Linked DNA regions of Mus musculus: region 1 is linked to region 2. The links are chromatin loops, found by intact Hi-C in ENCODE. Cell type or tissue: gastrocnemius. All regions are shown on one strand.

What was found. A loop is a pair of places that touch in the nucleus more often than their neighbours do. Peaks named below come from ENCODE experiments on the same cell type or tissue, not always from the same donor. Only the 100,000 strongest peaks of a DNase experiment are listed, where the experiment ranks them.
Region 1: it touches region 2 in a loop (3-fold over the local background); 5 of 42 quality-filtered maps call a loop at or near these places.

Annotation. Positions count from the first base shown.
Region 1 is chr2:52,216,388-52,224,387 of GRCm38, reverse strand. It overlaps Neb (nebulin), which reads left to right. Exons shown (of 157, transcript NM_010889.1): 85 at 1,340-1,651; 86 at 7,303-7,506. Among named protein-coding and RNA genes, the nearest start is that of 4930573O16Rik, 71 kb to the left of the region's middle. In gastrocnemius, a CTCF peak has its summit at 4,123; DNase peaks (open chromatin) are centred at 4,119, 5,168 and 7,366; H3K27ac peaks cover 529 bases.
Region 2 is chr2:52,602,510-52,610,509 of GRCm38, reverse strand. The region is part of intron 2 of Cacnb4 (calcium channel, voltage-dependent, beta 4 subunit); the gene reads left to right. Among named protein-coding and RNA genes, the nearest start is that of Cacnb4, 70 kb to the left of the region's middle. In gastrocnemius, CTCF peaks have their summits at 4,970 (motif pointing right) and 7,661 (motif pointing right); DNase peaks (open chromatin) are centred at 4,976, 7,004 and 7,331.

The DNA.
Region 1 (8,000 bases), 390 kb after region 2:
CTTGGAAATATTAAAAGGGGTAAAAACGTTATAGTTAGAGTAAGTATAGATATAATTTCTGCATTGTTTATCGGCAACAACAAAATATCATAAAAGCACTTTTAGAATTTTGGATGAAAATTCAGGAACCAATACAATATCATTTCATCCCCCCAAATATTTCTGGCATTCTTCACAGTATAAGTGATGACCATTCTGTACACTGCTTAAGACTTGAAATCATATTTTATATCAAATATTTTATGCTAGAGGCTTATGTATAATATCTCAGCAATGTCTTCAAGTTTACTTCTTGCCTTTTAAAATTCACTAGCAGTAACGTAATTATCCTCTAAACTGTCCCATGCTCCCAGCTCCAACTTTTAAACACTCCTTCCTTAAGCTGGGCATGCTGGCATGTTTCTTTAATCCCAGTACTCAGAAGGCAGAGGCAGGCAGATTTCTGAGTTCAAGGCTAACCTGGTCTACAGAGTGAGTTCCAGGGCAACCAGGGATACACAAAGAAACCCTGTCTCAAAAAACCGACCAACTAACCAAAACAACAACAAAGCACTCCTTCTTCCTTCCTCTAGTCCCTCTATACCTTATCTGCTCACATAGAGCTTCCTCCTCCTCTATTTCACCTCTTAGCCACCAGTACCCACACCTTAATCCCAGTTTTCTCCCTTTGACCCAAATATTTCCAAGTTGTCTAGACAGAAGAAAGAAAAGGGCACCATCTCCCTCCAGAGCTTATCAGGTGAAAGCTCTTGTCCACAGACATCTCCTGCTTGAAACCAGTGATCTTGCTTTATGAAAAATGTATACATTTCTTCCCATCTTTAAAATCATGCCCACGACTCTTCCCTACCTGAGGTCTCCTCAGCACCCTGGGGGTCTGTCTGACTGAACCCTCTACCTGCGCAGCAACCTCATTACCTCCACTGTACTCTCTTTCTTTTGAATTATTGAATATCGTAGGATCTATGTCGCAATAACACTAGGAGAATGAATTGTAATTATAATTGGTGCTGTTTATTTTTTAATGTAAAGAACTCATCCGTTTGGTATGGATAAACCTCACATGTCTGAAGCTCTCATGGTAGGTCTGGCAAACAGTATTTGCTCAGAAATGTTAGGGTTTCTTTTTTACATTATTTCAATTCACCATAATGTTTTCTTCCTGACTTATTCATCTGCCTAAAACAGTCCTGATTTCTTTTAAACTGAAATATATAATGACTTCCAGTGTTGAGCCAATTTGCATTAAAATTAAGATTCTGAAATCACTTAAAGAAAAATATAAATATATTATTTGTCTTTTTCTCTGTTGTTTTTTTTTTTTCAACCACAACTTTAGTACAAATACAAAGAAGGTTACAGAAAGCAGCTGGGCCACCACGTGGGTTTCCGCAGCCTGCAAGATGACCCCAAGTTGGTATGGTCTATACATGCTGCTAAGATCCAGAGTGACAGAGAATACAAGAAAGCCTATGAGAAGTCGAAAGGCATTTACAACACACCCTTGGATATGATGTCAATTGTTCAAGCCAAGAAATGCCAAGTCCTGGTCAGCGACGTTGATTATCGCAATTACCTGCACCAGTGGACGTGCCTGCCGGATCAGAACGATGTGATCCAGGCTAAGAAAGCCTACGAGCTGCAGAGCGATGTGAGTGTGTGTGAGCCTCCAGGGAGATGGAATGTGTGCATTTAGTCGTAGTGTGTGCTCCAGAGGCACCAATCGAGCAGCAATACGACCTAAGGCATTCTGCACAGCCCATGGTAATGATAGAAGCCATCCCAACATTTCTATCTTGTGAAGGATTCTTGTTGATGATGGCAGAATCCTATTCACCAACATTTTTTTTTTAAAGAAATCAATCTTAGCTGGGCGTGGTGGCACATGCCTTTGATCCCAGCACTTGGGAGGCAGAGGCAGGTGAATTTCTGAGTTCGAGGCCAGCCTAGTCTACAGAGTGAGTTCCAGGACAGCCAAGGCTACACAGAGAAACCCTGTCTTGAAAAAACAACAACAACAAAAAATTCAATCATATTCTCTGTAATTAAATAGAAAGTTTCAGTCCTCCTATTCTGACCTTTGCGTGATCTGATATCTACATTACAGGAACAGACAAAAGCATACAGAAATATTAGTTTAATTCAGGTGACATGTATAGAAAATAATATCGAGATATTTTCTTACTGTCCATCCATCTAAAGGGCTCCTTCCCTAATATTGCTACATCTGTTGTTCTTGGTGGCTCATGAAAGACACTTCAAGTACTAAGCACAAAATCTCAATTTAGTACAAAAGCAAAACTGTATGCCAGTGCCATCTGTCCTTCTACCCATTGCTGTCCCTCATCCCACCAAGTGCCACTTAGGAGCTATGCTCTAGTTCCCTCAGGAGATCTAAGGACAGGTGGCAGAGACGTAACATGCAAAGATTCAAGTTTAATCTAAATGATGTCTGGCTGACGTAAGCAGGGCTTACGTCTTCCAATGTCAAGTTCTCTTGGCTAACCTGCGTCTTCCTACTGTGTGTTTCTCTCCTCCCTACAGAATGTGTACAAGTCAGACCTGGAATGGATGAAGGGTATCGGATGGTTGACGGAGGGTTCCGTGGAAGTGATGAGAGTGAAGAATGCTCAGAATCTTTTGAATGAAAGGTTGTACCGAATAAGGCCCGAGGCCTACAAATTCACCAGCATCGTCGACACTCCAGAGGTGATCCTGGCGAAGACCAACGCTCTGCAAATCAGTGAGGTAAGCTGGTGCGGTTATGTTCCCAAGACGAAGCTCAGTCAAGGGGAGTTCGGTTTGTGAACTTCAAATTTGCCAGTCTATGGGAAGTGAGATCTGGGGAACAGCTGAGTCCAGATGTTCACAGTCAGTTTACCATCTCTGTCAAGACAACTGGGTCCAGAGTCTGACACACATTTTAATTGCATTTGAAGATGCAAACTGAAATGCGGCTTAATACTTTAATCATAAAATTGTCACCTATTTGTGGCTATTTAATCATGACATAGGCTGAGAAGTTCCAGGGCAGTCCCATCTTTAGACATCATGACAGTTATTTTGGCTAAGAAGGCAAAGTTCTAATTGGTACTGTATGTTATCAGAATTTCTATAATATAGACTTAAGAGTCACATGACTATATGTAGTAATTGGACAAAAATTTTTATTACCATATTTAAATTTATGTTGTATTATATATGAATTATTTATGAAGCTATTTGGTATTTGTAAATAAAAAATACTATATGCGTGTGTGTGTGTGTGTGTGTGTGTGTGTGTGTGTATCTCCAACAGTAACAGCCAGCAGTAACTTTTAATTTTCCACACAACTCCTGTGGTTAGTGACTTTCTAATCTGCCTTTCTGTTACTCTCCACATTTACCAGCCATTGTATCGTGACGCCTGGGACAAAGAGAAGGCTAATGTGAACGTGCCCGCTGACATACCTGTGATGTTGCAGTCCAAACTGAATGCCATCCAGATTAGCAATGTAAGACTGACTCTGTAGGATTTGGTTCACAGAGCTCCGTCTACCAAACCTTTCCTTCCCATGTATCCAACAAAAGTTAGGCAGAAAGCATGGCCCTCTTATTTCCAGTTTTTAAGACACAAGAAGTTAGTATGTCTCTCTCCACTTTTTATAGTGTAGACACATATCCTTGTTGGAAAGACCTTGTTAAAAAAAAAGGCAATGGTTTCTCACAACAAAAACAAAATCTAGCCTAAAGGTATAGTAGTGTAATACTTGGCTTTCCCTTTCAGTGAACTAGCATTGTTTTTTTCCCCCTTTAGATGCCAACAAATGTAAAGTTTTATGATTTTTATTTTATTTTATTTACTGTCTCTGAAATTTCTGTCACAAAAAAATTATTGGAGATTTCTTTAGTACGAATCATTGAAAATGCATGTGAAATCAAATTCAGTGTGAAGCTTGTCTGTCCTATAAACCTTAAGGAGATTTATGAACAGTAGGACTAGTAGCAGCAGTTCATTTTCTGCAACCTGTAATGTAGGGTTTTATTGTCAGTATAAAATGCCGCTTCCTGCTAATAGCTATTCTTGATCAGTAATGCCGACTCGACACCTCCCTCTTCAGACTGACTGTCGAATTGCAATCCCCATTTGCAGAAACACTATCAGAAGGCTTGGGAAGATGTCAAGATGACAGGTTATGACATCCGTGCAGATGCCATTGGGATCCAGCACGCCAAGGCTTCTCGGGATATTGCCAGTGACGTAAGAGCACTTTCTTGTCCAGGTTCAACACACTGAATTGTAGACACATAGGGAGTTTGACTTAATTTCTCAGAGATTACATTAGAATGACAGTAATTTTTTCTTAGCATATTATTTTAAAATTCCAAATTCCAGAACAACTTGTTCAGTGCTTTGAAGAACACACATTTGTTGGGTTAATGAATATAGAAAATTTTATTACCCTGAAGTGTGACACATATACTATTTGTGAATAATTTGAGGCAGTACAGGGAAAGTTTGGAGGGGGGGTGGTATTTTTAATACTGAAATTTATTTTACCAGAATAGATAAGCTGATTATCCTCTATGTTATATATTTAAAAGTCATTTTAGACATTTTAAAAAATAAGTTTACAATTTGAAAATAACTTTAAGCAATTAATTTCATTTGAAGTGACAGGGCTGTGGTTGTTTATGACAAAACATTGGAAAGTAGCTAGCAGTGACTGGACCCTGGGGGATGCTGGTGAGGCTTGAGAGGAGAGATGTCCAGGAGACAGATCTTATCTTCCAGGTGCCCACAGTGTTTCCAGACATGTGCTCTTAGGAAGCAAATTGATATAACAAACAATGAAAAAAAATTACAGTGTAAACTTAGGGGGAAAAAATCGTGTCTAAAATAAAGGTGACCCAAGGGAGGCAGGATTGTTGTCAGTGGAAAACTACTGTGTGTAGGAAACCAAGTGTGGGAAACCTGATCTTCCTTCTTGTGCCCACATTTCTCAGTACCTGTACAAGACTGCTTATGAGAAGCAGAAAGGCCATTACATTGGCTGTCCCAGTGCCAAGGAAGACCCGAAACTGGTTTGGGCAGCAAACGTGTTGAAGATGCAAAATGACAGGCTGTACAAAAAAGCTTACAACGATCACAAGGCCAAGATCTCCATCCCAGTGGACATGGTGTCCATCAACGCCGCCAAGGAGGGCCAGGCGCTGGCAAGCAACGTGGACTATCGGCAGTACCTGCACCAGTGGTCTTGCTTTCCTGACCAGAATGATGTGATCCAAGCCAGGAAGGCCTACGACCTACAGAGTGATGTAAGTGTCCCCCAGGAAGAAAGCCTTCTGTGGCTTGGCGTGCTGACACCCCCAATGCTCTAGGAAGCCTAACGCTCCCCATGTAAGCACACCCCTTTACTATTTTGCCAGAGTTACTGATTGACTGTGCTGTGGCAAGATTTGTTCGGGAGGTTCTAATATTCACTGCTAAGGGGCTACTAGAATGTTTAGATTTGCTGAGGTGTTTAACATTTATGGTTTGTTCAATGAAAGACTAGCCATAGCCCTTCAGCTGTATACTGAAGAACAATAGAGATGCCTTCCTTGTGATTAATTTCAAAGACTGGGGCGTGCTCTGAACTCACCTGTTCCCTTGAACTAGATGTTCTTGACATCAGTGTTTACCTTAGCCAAAACATTTTTAGATTTACTCATATGCCAGGTCAATTTTTCTAAAATGATAGCTCCTATACGGTTATATGTTTCTTTTTTAAATTAATTACTTATTCATTTTATGTCTATGGGTGTTTTATCTGCATATATATCTGTACACCATGTGTGTGCCTGGTGTCCACGGAGGTACTGGGACTAGAGTTAGACAGTTTTTAGCTGCTGTGGGGGTGCTGGAATTGAACTTGGGTCCTCTCGAAGAACACCAAGTGCTCTTAACCACTGCCCCATCTTTCCAGCGCAAGGTTATGTATTTCTTGTGTAGAATGGATGTCTTCTTTTAATTTTCTGAATTGGGCTTCCTTACACTTCAAAAGATGCTTATTAAATATTGAATGAAGTGTTAAAGGTAGTATGGCTTTAAATGACTTTGAGTGGCCAGTGGCAGATGTAGGCAGGTTTTAGAATAAACTGCATCAGTATATTGAGGCATGTATTTAAATCACATTCTTTAAAAATGGGACAGAGAACCATGAACTTAGGAGCCATCTTATGTAAATGCTGCAGCGCATGATGCCATCCTTTGGAGATTTTTCTAGTATTTTCAGTCTCTTACTCCCACTTGACATTTGTGTCCCATAGCTAGTTATTAAAATACCATTTCTAACCAGTGGCTTTTTATATTAATTGCTGGTGTTTTAACAGTAGAGTAGTTTAATCTGCTTTACTTTTATATGTGGCATGATAATCAAGAATATGCCAGATCCCGGTTGGAAAAGAGAGACTATCTTAGATAAAGAAAAGTCAAGTTAGGCCAAAATTGTGCAGTTGGTTTTGAATTCTTAATTATCCTTCTAAAAATACTTATTAAACATGCCAGAACCAGGCATTGTATTAGCACAAAAGATGTGATAGCAAGTAGAGAAGCAACAGCCGGATGTGGCTCTTGGGGTGAGGGAGTTCACAGTGATGCAGAAATGCATGCTAACAAGAGTGTCCTGAAAGTGGAGTGGCTCAGAATGAATGATCTGAAACACTATGGAAAGAGAAGTGGGACATTCCTAGGGCGGAGTATTGATTTAGCAGGCTTATGATGGTGGCAGGAGTCAGGGAGACACTCGGAGATGGCCTGTGTGATCAGTACAGAGGGGATGGGTGAAGGAGGTCCGAAGAGGAGGTGGTGACAAGCACCAGATCAAAGTCCATGAGAAAGTCTTTGATCCAGAAACCAGTGGGAGCCATAGGAGGGGGATTTAGTGGTGCCAGATTTGAGCTGAGGACTTTGAAAAAGTCATTCTGGTTATGCAGAGAGCCATTATTACAGCTTTGAAAGTCCGCACTGGCTAGTGTGATGATCGCCTAGCTTTTAGTCAGAAAGCATCCATGCAGACACCCAACCGATGGGCTGCTTCTGCACATACGCCTTGGCGCCTCGTTCTAGAACCCTGGCACAGGGAACATCGAAACAAAACACTGCTGTGTATGGGTGTGGGGGTGGGATATGTCTGGCAAGTGTTGTTTGTTTGTTTGTTTGTTTGTTAATTATTGCTTGTGAAGTATAAAATGCTATATAAGAAAAATGGCTTCCTTATTTTATTGTTACAATCAGAAAGAGATAACACTGCTTCTACATAACTGTGGCTTCTCCTGCAGGCCATCTACAAGGCTGACCTGGAGTGGCTGCGTGGCATTGGCTGGATGCCAGAAGGGTCTCCTGAAGTCCTGAGAGTCAAAAATGCCCAGGAGATCCTCTGTGACAGTGTCTACCGGACCCCCGTGGTGAAGCTCAAGTACACAAGTATTGTGGACACACCCGAAGTTGTCCTTGCTAAGTCAAATGCTGAAAATATTAGCATTGTGAGTTACTAGTGTTTTTCTATGTATTAAAATTGAACTCAAGCTATAAATCATAATGAATAATTACCTTAACCATGTGTCTTTAAGAAAAATATCAATAAATATAAGCAGCTTTGATAGCATAGTTTTGGTTTTTGAATATTTTCAAGACCAAAAATATTTTCTTTTTTGGTTTTTCGAGACAGGGTTTTTCTGTATAGCTCTAGCTGTCCTGGAATTCACTTTATAGACCAGGCTGGCCTTGAACTCAGAAATCCGCCTGCCTCTGCCTCCCGAGTGCTGGGATTAAAGGCGTGCGCCACCACACCCGGCTTCAAGACCAAAAATATTAATAAAGACTACTAATAATTTCTTACAAACTTTGAGTAACTTATGTGCAAAAAAATTTTAAAAACCTTCACCTTAATATGAAAAGATAACCCTGGATTAGACACCCCCCCCCAAAATAGTGACAAGTTGTTCACTGAAACTAGTAAGATTATAAACCATCAACT
Region 2 (8,000 bases):
GATGCAGCTTTGTCTGACGTATTCCTCACCCAGGTCTCAGGGTTGGTAACTGTGCTGGACAGTGGGAATGCTGGGTAACTGTTAGCTGTGGCATGGGTACATCTGCCAGTCAGATGACTGCCACACCTTTGATGATTTCTCTTTGTGACACTCGTCTCTGGTCCCCCTGTGGCAGCCAAATCACAAGGCACCACGAGTTCATCTATATTGGAGCAGCAAAGTCTCTCAGGAGATTGGAGGTGTGGTTTATCTTAAAGGCTGTTAGTGATACTTGGAGTTTTCTGTGGTTGAGCGTCTGTGCTACAGGGTATGTTATGTTCAGACTTTAATGTCTACTTAAGAACTGTATAAGGTTGACAATTTGATCGATTATTTTCTTTATGTATCTTTTCATATGTAACAAGGGAATAAAGAACTCAGCTTCTAAGCTGGTTTTGAGGCTTAAATCAATTAACACGTGTAAGTGCTTAGTAATAACTGGTATGTAGAATATGATAAATGTTAGTCTTCTCATTCATTTTTTTTTTGCCACTCATTCATTCACAACTCCTATTTAATGAGTGGCTATTATATGCCAAAAAAAAATCTAGTCAAAATACTGGGGATTAACGGGAAATTCATGACTTTGTGGGATTTGAAAAATAAGCTCAGTCAGAAATGCACACTCCATGTTAGAGGTGATGGTCTATTTTAAACCACATTGGAGGAAAGACACCATTGCATTGTAGACCCCGAGGAAGGGAGGCAGAGCAGGGTGTTGTTGTTGTTGCAATCAGAATAGGTTCTACAGCAGCAGCCCTGGCACAAAGGAGAGGGGAAAGGGACAGGGCTGAGTCATGTCATGAACTGGTGTGGGGTGAGGTAGGAAGCCTTTGTGGGATTTGTTCTCTTTTGTTTTAAAAAGACCACCCTGGCTGCTGAACTGAGAGTGTCCTCAAGGGTCAAAGGGAGGGTGGGAGTGGGGTGAGCAGTCAGGAGGCTGCCCTTGTGATTCAGGTGCAGATAGTAATGTCTCAGCCACATAGTAGAGGTGGCAAGGAGCAATCAAGGTTTACACAGTTTTTTTTTTTAATTATATATATTTGTTAGTTAGGGTTTTACTATTGTGAACAGACATCATGACCAAGGCAACTCTTATAAGGACAACATTTAATTGGGGCTGGCTTACAGGTCCAGAGGTTCACTCCATCATTATCAAGGTGGGAGCAGGATAGCATCCAGGCAGGCATGGTGCAGGAGAAGCTGAGAGTTCTACATCTTCATCTGAAGGCTGCTAGCAGAATACTGACTTCCAGGCATCTAGGATGAGGGTCTTAAAGCCCACACCCATAGTGACACACTTACTCCAACAGAGCCACACTTCCTAATAGTGCCACTCCCTGGGCTGAGCATATACAAACTACCATTATGTCTATATGTATATGTATGTATGTGTATGTATCTATATATATATATATATATCATACAGACCATGCTTTTCTTAGGCATAGATAGCTATAATATTTAATTATTATATTATTATAAATTAGTTTTAATGAACTAACAATAATAACTGGTGATACAATTGGATATGTATAATGTACTAGAATAAAGTCACCAAAGTCACAACTCTTGTGTGTTAGGATCATTCTTATTAAGTAGATTTCTCCAACATAGCAACTGTTACACTATAACATTCCACTCTACATGGATAGCTACTACATGACTAATGGGTCGGTGGCACTTAGGGAGTGGATACGCTGTCTAGAGGAAGGACTTTTTTCAGGGCAGGGTGGAGCAGAAGAGATTTTATCACTACTCAGAAAGGTGTTTAAATATATTATTTATATATTTCTGAATTTTCTTTTATTATTTTTAGGCAGGGGTGACTAGGGAGATTGGAAGTTTGCAATGGGAAACTGCAGGGGGTGGATGCTACTTTGTGTTTTGCAGACCTCAGATGTGGCACATACCTCTGGTGTCAGTTGTTGTACCCTTGGTATGTGCCGTAGCTGTCTCTGGCAGGCAGCTACAAGCTCAGACTCACAGCAAGGGCATACATCTTTTTCTCTCTTCTATCAGGGCTCCTCTGGACCTTACAAGCTACATAAGAGAGTTAACCATCCAGGGAAACATCTCCCCAGTAGGAAAGGAAACAATTGGAAAATGCCCAAGGCTCTGTGGATGCGTGCTCAATGAGCTTTTCTGGAGAGCAAGCAGTACTGAGCCCTGGATGCCCACAGCAGTGACGCTAACAAAGCCCCATCACCTGCTTTCTCTCTCCTGTCAATCATTCTCCCCACCCCTCCTCTTGATTCAGTCTTTCCATTTTGTAAAAGAAACTATAAGCAGCAGGACTGGATTCTGTCTCCCCGGAGACTGAGTATAGATGGATAGAGAACTGAGGGTGGGGCAGCTCAGCATGCAGGGCAGCCATCCTCACCCAAGGTCATAATTGCAATGCAAAGCAGTGTGCTACCCCATGCATGCCCGGGCCTCTCTCGAGGAGATTAAAGCTGGACCCCTTGGGAGTGGGCCATGGCACCACTCTCTGGGTAAGTATAGTACCCATTTTGCACAGAGAACCACTTAGGTTTAGAGACAGGGGAGGCAAAGACCCAGTGAAGGAGACTAAGGGATGCCAGAAAAGGATGAAGAGGAACCTGGAGGCCAAAGGGAAAGCATTTTCAGGAAAAGGAAATTGTACCACATGCTGCCAGTGGGTGAAGCTAGAGAGTCAACAGTGATTAAAAAATATTTTATTTTAATTACTCTATTAGTAATTATTTATTAGTAGTATTATTAATATGCATCTAACATTATTCAAATACTAAGTCAATGCAGATGACAAAAATTTATTATAATCAGTCTACTTCTGTTTGATCAGGGTCATGGAACAAACTCAGGAGCTAACCTGAGACCCACCCACCCCCCTTATACCTGCTAGAATGTTACAGAGCTTTTAAACCTGAAAACCATAAACACCTATGCTAAGTTGCAGTTACATGTCTCCATCAACCAGAATTCAGGGGCAGGGGACTATCCTAGGAACATTTCTTTGTATTATACTTATTTGATCGCATTAGTTGCTTTGTTTAACTGTTGGGGAGGGGGGCAACTTACCCAATATTCATGTGTCAACCTGCCATTCATGGAGGTCTTGGGAACTTAAGCTTTGTTTGACACCTGTTCAAAATGGAGGTTTTATTCAAAATGGCTTCAGTTTGGTTCCTTCCTACAGTATTAGTATTACTATTATCTGAGACAGAGTTTCTCTATGTAACCCTGGGTGTCTTGGAACTTGCTCTGTAGATCAGGTTGGCCTCAAACCTACAGAGATCTCCCTGCCTGTCCTTCCAAACTGCTCAGATTAAAGGCATGTATCATCACTGGGGAATTTTTTTTAAAACTACTTTTTTAACATTAACTTTTTGAGAATCTCATTTATGAAAATACTGTATTCACATCATTTCTACTCTCCTCTGTCTTCTTCCCTGTCCTCCTACTTCCTAAATTCATGTTCTTGTTTTCTTTATTATTTTTGCACACATACAAACATAAACACAACCTGCTGAGTTCATTTAGTGTTGCTGTATGTGTATGTGTTTAGGGCTGACCACCTGGGATTAGGTAACCTCTAAGGGGCTTGTCTTAGTTAGGGTTTTACTGCTGTGAACAGACACCATGACCAAAGCAACTCTTATAAGGGCAACATTTAAATGGAGCTGGTTTACAGGTTCAGAGGTTCAGTCCTTTATCATCCAGGTGGGAGCTGGGCAGCATCCAGACAGGCAGGCAGGCAGATGTGGGTCTAAAGGAGCTGAGAGTTCTGCATCTTCCTCTGAAGGCTGCTAGCAGAAAACTGACTTCCAGGCATCTTGGGTGAAGATCTTAAGCCCACACCACACAGTGACACACCTACTCCAGCAGGGCCACACCTCCTAATAGTGCCACTCCCTGGGAGGAGCATATACAAACCATCACAAGGCTCATCCCTGAAGAAGACCGATTCTTCCTCTTTTAGCAGCCGTTATTAATTGTCTGCGCTCTTCATCTAGGGGTGGGGACTTGTGAGATTTACCCCATTAATGTTGTGATGTCAACTTGTGTTGTCATTGTGCAGGTCTTGCTTAGGTGACTATATTGTTATTTCATGAGTGCAACTTCCTCGTCACATATAGAGAAACTTATTTCTTAGCAGATATCCCAGTCCTCTTATAATTTTTCTGCCTCCTCTTCTGTGGTGTTTCCTAAGCCTTAGGTTGTAGGGGGTAGTGAGCAGAAGTTGAAAGCGGAAAGACCGAAGTTGGCATCAGTCAATATCAGCAACGGGGAATGGAGAAATGAAACACTAGCTGGAGGCAGAAGTCAGACCAGGCGATAGCTTTTTCCAGTGAAGAGAGAACTCTGAGGACTCAGAGAGAAGAGCTGACCAGTGTTGGTAAGAGCCAGTGCCTTAGAAAGCCTGCATCTGTAGGGGGCTGGAGCAGGGTCTTTCTGCAGTGAAAAAGGGCAGTGTTAATACCTGTGCAGACAATAGCCCAGCTGTAGAAATTCCCATTGGCTAGCCCAGTGGTTCTCAGCCTTCCTGGGGGCCTCCCTTTATTTTGTGGTGACTCCTAGCCTTAAGATGATCTTTGTTGCTACTTCATATCTGAGATTTTGCTACAGTTATGTGGATTGTCAGGACCCACAGGTTGAGAATGACTGTGATAACCGAAGGAAGTTCTTATGAACATGAACGTGTTGTGTGATGGCCCTGTCTCATTCAGAGGTGTCCACTAGTACGCATAGCGACAATGGGTCGTGTGTCAGGAGCAAGTCTTCTTGCAGTTTGCCAACTCTTCACATACTTAAACACATGTACAACCGCCTTTTAATACGCACAGAAACAAAAAGCAAATGCACACACACAAATCCATTTATTATTATTTTTTTCAGAGAGGGACCTGGAGTCAAGGCTGAATGTGTTCTGAAATTCTGTTCAAAGCCACACGGGGGCACCATTCCTTTAAAAGTGAGGTGCTGTGCATCCAATTTCTGTCACTACAGAGTTGGTGGCCTTCACATTTGACTCACATTGGAGCTTCTTTCCCTTTTTTTAAACAAACAGTTCTTGTGAGTCGTGATAATGAAATATTTTGGGCAACTCACAGAGTATTTCAAACATGATGGTTCCTTCCTTTTTAGTGTTATCTGACCCAGGAGGGACCACTCATTTTTAGAGCCATCTCCTGGGCAATCTTTTTCTTTCTATTCTGTGTAGGACAGAGTAGGCTGGCAATACATGCTGTAGATGAGCAGTTAACCCAACACTGTGGTCATACCTCGCATACAGTAAGTGAAAGTAGACATCTGAAAGGATTTGGAAGAAACCTCTGTCTCCCTAATTATCCTTCATTCTTTATTTCCAGGGTCTCAGCATGCTATGGTGTAAAAGACAAATATACAGTTTTTTGGTGGGTGATGTATTTGTGTGTGTACAAGTGTGTATGTATGTGTGTCCACATGTGTGTAGGTGCGAACACCCGTGTAGAGGTGGGAGGTTGATGCTGGTATTTTTGTCAATTGCTTTTCCTCTTCTCCCTCCTTCCCTTCTCCTCCTTGTCACCCCCTCCTTCTTCATTTGAGGCAGGATCTCTCATTGAACCTGCTCCTCACCGTTTCGACTAGATTAGCTGGCCAGTAAGCTTGGAAGACCTGCCTGCCTGTCTTCATCTCTCGACCTCCAACCTCTGCACCACTGTGGTTACAGGTGCTTACCGCTGGGCCTGGCTTTTAAATGGGTGCTGGGGATCCGAATTTTACCCACCGACCCATCTCTCTAGCCCATGATTAAGTCTTTTGGATAAAGCTTCCTGTCTCCAGAAAAGTCATCAGACTTATTTATGCAAATCAAAATGGAGGTTTGTGAGATAGGGTGAGGTTAGGAGAGAAACAGAATTTACCGGTCTAACAGGGTAGCCTCGGTTGGTTGTAAGTAGCTTAGCCCGAATGACAAGTTAGCACTGGGTTTCAGCTAGCTAGTTTTGCAAGCCTCGAATGAATGATGTATGCAATACTGACACAGTCGTATGATGACGTGCTTAAGGGGAAAGATGCAGTGTTCTGTTTGTGTCCTAGTTAGCTAGCGTGCTAAGTAAACAAGCAAAGCTAAAGTACTATATAGTCTTTTAATACTATTTTGGGGGCAATCTAATAGCAAGCCACAGTGCTCTCTGTGTAAAAGCTTTACGGAAGCTGCTTAGTTACGGAAGAAACAGAAAGGGTAAAACATTGCTTCCCAACTAGACATATCGACTTTCTTCGTTGTTCATTGTACATCTTTGTGAATATCAGCCACTGCTGTGATAAACAGCTGTATGTACCTCTAGGACACAGATAGGTCTTAGCTACAGGGTTAAACCTTATCTGCCTGGCTTTCTGGTAATGTTTACACTTTCAATTTTTTGAGTTAAAATTTAATTCTCCAAAAAGCTATTTGAAGTTAACTCTTGGCATTAATATGAACTTTGTACTGCCATCCCCATAGTGGTCTGTTCTCTCTCTCTCTCTCTCCTCTCTCTCTCCCTCCCCCCTCTCTCTCCATATATATATACATATATGTATATACATACATATATGTATATATATGTATATATATACACATACACACACTTTGTGCAGACAAACTTTAGTTTTGGTTTTGTTGAACGTCTTCAACTTTTCTAAGCACATTGTCAAAAAGCAGAAGCTCAAGCAACTTCAAAACAGCACTGAATTCCTCACTATAATCACTTGGAGTGCAGTGAGTACAGTTGTGGGCTTTGAGGTTTGCTAGTGCTTAAGCTCCAGCCAGTATAGAGAGCCTCCTCCCGGCTACAGTCTCCTGTCTGCCTTTGGTGTAAGACGTACAATTCTTAGCTCCTCCTCCAGCACCAAGTCTGCCCGCATGATGCCATGCTTCCCCACGCTGATAATGGACTGGACCTCTGCCAGTGTAAGCCAGCCCCACTTAAATGTTTGCCATTGTAAGAGCCTGTCTCCTTCACATTCAGGTTTTACCTCCACTGTTTTAGATGACGTAATCCTTGGCTTTCCTTTCGAGGGTGTCCTCTTCTAGGTATGCTTAAATTTTAGCCCCGCCACCAGCCTTGTTCTGTGTTAACTGTCAACACTAGCTATGGTCTTCTGCTTGTGTCATCTGCGACCTAGACCATAGCCAGAAATCAGAACAACCTCCCATCAACTGCCCACAGTGCCCTTCACAAACTACTGAACAGCACTGCCTTCCTCCACGGTCAGAGCTCATGGAAGATGAAGAGTTTGTCCACTTTGCTCTCTTATGTCCAGTTCACTTCTCAGACAAAAACAGTTGGCTTCTCGCCTGTTACCCCACACCAAGATGCTCTCTGAAAAGTCTTCGTGACTGTCTGCCAAATTCCGACTTCATAGAGTGTTCCGATCAGAAGCATCTTGTCTTTCTGAGAACGCTCCTTACCGTGGCTTCTGGGATACTCCTGTGCCTTGGTTGGGTTCCAGCCCTTCTTACTGCATCTTCTGTTTCCTCATTTACACGCTTTGCTATAGTTCTCTGTGGTTCTGACTTGATCACACTTTCACTCCATATTTTCTTTTATTTTTTATTTTAGATTTATTTATTTATTATATGTAAGTACACTGTAGCTGTTCTCAGATACTCCAGAAGAGGGCATCGGATTTCGTTATGGATGGTTGTGAGCCACCATGTGGCTGCTGGGATTTGAACTCAGGACCTTCGGAAGAGCAGTCAGCGCTCTTAACCACTGAGCCATCTCGCCAGCCCCGTAATTTCTTTGGATAAATCCCAACTTATCATTTTTTTATTTTAGTTTTGAGATGTTTTTAGAAGGTCAGTGGTAAACTCGTCTGTCAAATGTCATCATCTGTGGAGTCACAGCATCTCAGTCACTTCAGAGGATCCTTCAAAATGGGAGCATCCACTCTTGGGTAGGCTTTTGCTCAATAGCTGTCAGTGTATGAGAAATGTTGTAACTCTGCTG